2 separate regions of the Homo sapiens genome follow, and region 2 is linked to region 1. The links are chromatin loops, found by intact Hi-C in ENCODE. Cell type or tissue: ovary. All regions are shown on one strand.

Region 1 (2,500 bases):
AAGAAAATCAATATATGCTCAGCAAGGAGCAAGTAAGTTGTTTTTTGTTTGTTTGTTTTTAACTAATGGACTTTTAAAAGTAATTTTAGGTTCACAGCAAAATTGAGTAGAAAGTACAGAGAGTTCCTACTTACTGCTTTTCTCCACACATTGACAGTCAGGCACCAGTGTGGTAGAATAATAAGCTTTTAATAGAATGTTTATCTTTGTGTTTTTCCTGATCTCTTCTATCAAAACATTAGCCTTTTTTTTTTTTGTACATGACTTAAAATCCTTTTTTTAAATTTGGAATTAGAGTTTATAAGTGAGTATTTTGACATCCATATTTTCTGACAAAATGACTTTCACTTTCCCAAGTTCCCAGGCTATTTTTGCTTTCTCCATCCCACCCCTACCCCTTGTTAGAATGTTAGTATGTATACAGATTGGTTTTTTTTAATATTAACATTAAATCAGGGACATTCTTCAGTGCCACTGAATTTTTTTTTCAACATAATTTTGATAGCATGGTTTTACTTCATGGAAAAAATGGAAGATTGCAAATTGTTAAATTTTCAGTTAAATATAACCGGCCCTTGAAATTCAGCTCCTTGCATTTTATTAGGAACTTGATTTTTATTTTCCTTTTTGCACCATCACTATAGTAATGGGATTAAAGTTAAAACCAGCAAATTTAAGCAGATATTTCTATTTAAGCAGATATTTCTATTTAAGCAGCTGTGATTAGAAAAGCAGATTGAATTCACTGAAGAAATGAAGTATCTCCAGATTTTATTTTACTGTCTCCTTCCCCATATATCTGTTAATATAATCTTTTTAGATTCGAGGATTTCAACAAGTTACTTCATGTTTTCTCAAAGATTTATTTTGGGTCTATAATTACTTGCCTCGAGATCTTCCATTTTAAGTTAATTACTATAAAATATTTTTTACTGTTACTAAATACCTCAACTCTCAGTGTTAACCTTTTTTTTCTACCTTTTTGTTGGGTTTCAAATCATTGATATTTTCAGATTTCATAGTCTATAAGGTATGGCTTTTTAAAGCTGTGTAGTCCCATATTTTAACGTAAGATGGCAGCATTGAGATAAATGTGTAGTGACACCAAGTGATTTTAGTTATTTGGTCAATTAGCCCATTGTAACAGGGGAAACTTGCTGCTTTAAAGTTCTTAGAAATGTACGCCAATTCTAGGTGTTTTTGCCAACTTTTTGAAGTCACAGTTCCATGGAGTTTAGCCAGGGGTATCAGGAATCTTTTCAGTGCTAGGAATCTCTGTAGTGTTGAAAGATACTGGCTAAATATTTTTTTTTTTTTTTTTTTTTTTTTTTGGAGACAGAGTCTCGCTCTATCCCCCAGGCTGGAGTGCAGTGACATCGTCTCGGCTCACTGCAACCTCTACCTCCCAGGTTCAAGTGATTCTCATGCCTCAGCCTCCCAAGTAGCTGGGATTACAGGCACCTGCCACCATGCCCAGCTAATTTTTATATTTTTAGTAGAGAGACAGGGTTTCGCCATGTTGGCCAGGCTGGTCTTGAACTCCTAACCTCAGGTGGTCTGCCTGCCTTGGCCTCCCACAGTGCTGGGATTACAGGATTACAGGGGTGAGCCACAGTGCCCGGCCACATACTGGCTAAATATTAATAAGTAAAAGTTTATATAACTAGCCTGGCTGTACTCTGAATTCATATTCAAATGTCCAGCTGCCTTTTGAATAGACACTTTTTGACTATCACTAGATTGTAGGTCTACTAAGTAGTTATTCATTATTTCTGCACAATTATTTTACCTTTGTACATTTTTTTTTAAAACTATTCTTGTTGAATTGTATCCAGTTTTGTAAGAATCACTCTTAAATCTGTTGTCATATCTATTCTTGTCATAGTTGGAGAGTATACCTACTCTGTGCTGACCCCAACAGTAGAACCGGAAGGCAAATCTTGTTTCAGTTACTATTTTAAAAAAAGAAACCTCACACACACAAAACCCCACAACTTTTTAATAACTGTTAAATAAGTAGAATAGGCTGTTTTGTGAAGTAGTAAGTGTCCTATTTTAGAAATATGCTAGTTGAATCTGGATAACTGTGTCAGAGATTCTATGGAAGAAATGCTTCTACCACCTAAGAGGTTAGGAAATTATTTCATGGCTCCATAACTAAAGGCTCAGTTCATTTCAATTCAGCAAGCAGTTTTTGAGCACATACAATGTGTGGTCACAATGCTAGGCATTGGGAATACATAAACATGGATAAGAAGTTATACCCGCTACATCCAAGGGGCTCTCAGTCTAGTAAGGAAGATGTCTTAAGAAAGTAATTTAGTCAAAAGCGAAAGGATGCTTGGGAAAGTAAGTCATCTCTGCAGTTCATGGTAGTTGGAAATGGCTTCTGTGTGGATGTAAGATGTAAGGTGAGCCTTAATCATTGACACTGTAGTGTAATGGAATTTGCATTGGCATAGGATTATTAAAACTCAAATCCTTGTTCAGCGTTTCCTAA
Region 2 (2,500 bases), 120 kb after region 1:
CACAATCTTGGCTCACTGCAACCTCCGCCTTCTGGATTCAAGTGATTCCCGTGCCTCAGCCTTTCAAGTAGCTGGGATTACAGGTGCGCACCACCACGCCTGGCTTTTTTTAAAATTTTTTTGTATTTTTTGTAGAGACGGGGTTTCACCGTGTTGGCCAGGCTGGTCTTGAACTCCTGACCTCAAATGATCCACCCGCCTCAGCCTCCCAAAGTGCTGAGATTACAGGCCTGAGCCACCATGCCTGGCTCCTACCATTTTTTAAAGTCTCAGTTCATATATGATCTTTCCCCAAGAAAATCTGACATCAGTCCCCACTCTCCTCCCAAGGTTGAACTAGATGTCCCTCCTTTGTGCACTCACAATCTCCTTTAATTTACTGACCAGTTTAATCCATATTCTGGGTTTCTTTGAGAGAAAACAATGACTGATGCCCACAGTGAACTCAATGTTCTTCAACAGGAGGATGCACTGAAATGCCCAGACACTTCTTCACCTAAGCTGCGTGTTTGCTGGGATCCATTGTTTGTTCTCAAACCTATTTCTGCCAGTCGTACTTGTTAGTTTAATTAAGTAATTTAACTAGATGTCACTTGAGTGAATAGCACATGAGTGAAAGAGTTGTGTTTTCTATGAAAACAGATGGATGCTTTGGAAAGATAAGATGCTAGAAATCGTACTTTTGAATGAGCCATAGGCAAAACTACAGACAGGATAGGGGAGGGGTATGTAGTAATCTTGAAAGAATCTCCTTTCAGATTTTTTTAAGTGCCCTTAATTTCTAACTTCACTTTATAAAATTCCAACCTGGAAATTGTTGAAGATGCCTAATGAAAGTAGTTTATGAAGTTCCTATCAGTAGACTCATGTCACAATTAGAAGCCTTTGGCCCCATATCAAAAGATTAGTGACGTGTATGTGTTAAGTCAAAATAAAATGTCTAAGGCATGCACGTATCATCTTTACCTGTTCAACCAATTATGTATTGAAGTGATGGGGAACCAGTGGGCGGCAGGAAGGGAGTCGGGTATCTTTCTCTTTCAATAGATTGTGAGTTTCTTGAAGACAGGGACCACATCTTGCTCATCTAAGTAGTACCTGTGCCTGAGAAAAGTGTTCAGATCCTCAAAGATTTTCACTAAGTGCTCTTCACCCAGTGGAATGCTGCACTTATTTTTGTTTAGGGGGTTTCAGGTCTTGTTCAGCATTTATGCATTACAACCACGAGGGGGCAATATAGTCACATTCCTTGTAATGACCACCCAGTGGTGTTGCCTCCACGTTAGAGCCCCTAATATGATGAGCCCCCCTAAAATGCATTGGAGAAACTGTGGCATAAACATCTCACCAACACTGGCATTCTTTGTATATCCTTCTCCTGTTTATTTGGAGGAGTTGACTGATTCTATCTTTTCTAAACAATATAAGGATCAACTAGCAATCACCATTTTATTAAGTTATGCAAGTGCAGACAGCTTCTGGAAGGAAGAAATGAAAATGAGATGGTGGAGAAGGGGTGGTACAGGGGAAACCTTCATGTAAATGTTATCAGTAGTATCAGGGATGATCAATTGGCACAATGTTATCTATGGTGTTTTTCAGGGAAGTCTTGGAGGGAACACTACTGAAGAAGTTACAGATTCTGTGTCTATATGAAGCAGAAGACCTCAATCCTTCCTCTGTCCCCTGAATGAGTCTTCTCCCAGTTCCTATATGTCCGAATCATAGGCTCCGAAAATTAAGTTTCTCGTTGCTCATATCTTTTCAGAAGGAATGTCCTCTCCTAAGAGCAAGAGGGTAGTGAGATGAAAAAGAAATCTATTGCCTTTAAAAGGAAAGACCCTGAGAAAATAAAAAAAGAGTGTTTTGCTTTTTAGTAAACTGCTGTGCTGAATCACGACTAAATTGGTGATCTGTGACATCAAAGGGTCATAAACAGCCTAGCTTGAGTCCAAAAGAACTGAGGCCTCCATTTTCACAGTAAAAGAATGCCTATTCCAAAATAATTTTTGAGAATGAATGAAATCTAAAACAAGATAAGCAGTCCTGTTTACAGTTATCATGGGGTATTGAAATAGTTGGCGTGGAAGTTGGGTGACTCAGTGGGCAGGACATTTGGGGTCAGAGCACTTGGGAAGTCAGGCTGACCTGCGTTAAAGCCTCAGCTCTGCTCCTAACTAGTGACTACGGTCAGATGCCCTCCCTTCCCTAAGCGCCAGTTTTACATTGCTCATATGTAAAATACAGGAATGGGGAAATTGGACAAATGATCTCACAACCTCTCCCAGATCTAAACAATCATATATTTCTTTTCCAGGAAGTAGCTTACGTATTTGTCCTTAACTTCCTGTTTCAAGAAGACAGCTTTTTGTTTTTAGATGCAATATAAAAACAAAATAACAATCACGCAAATTGCTATTTTTCTTTTTTTTTTTTTGAGATGGAGTTTCACTCTTGTTACTCAGGCTGGAGTGCAATGGCGCAATCTCGGCTCACTGCA

Evidence for each region. Hi-C counts contacts between places; a loop is a spot of excess contacts. Peaks named below come from ENCODE experiments on the same cell type or tissue, not always from the same donor. Only the 100,000 strongest peaks of a DNase experiment are listed, where the experiment ranks them.
Region 2: a loop joins it to region 1, with 4 times the contacts of the local background. A loop is called at or near these places in 40 of 110 quality-filtered maps.

Annotation. Positions count from the first base shown.
Region 1 is chr10:87,532,739-87,535,238 of GRCh38, forward strand. The region is part of intron 4 of MINPP1 (multiple inositol-polyphosphate phosphatase 1); the gene reads left to right. Among named protein-coding and RNA genes, the nearest start is that of MINPP1, 29 kb to the left of the region's middle. In ovary, a CTCF peak has its summit at 1,119; a DNase peak (open chromatin) is centred at 1,576; H3K27ac peaks cover 1,642 bases.
Region 2 is chr10:87,655,427-87,657,926 of GRCh38, forward strand. No RefSeq gene overlaps it. Among named protein-coding and RNA genes, the nearest start is that of PAPSS2, 3.2 kb to the right of the region's middle. In ovary, a CTCF peak has its summit at 1,229 (motif pointing right); a DNase peak (open chromatin) is centred at 2,160; H3K27ac peaks cover 1,211 bases.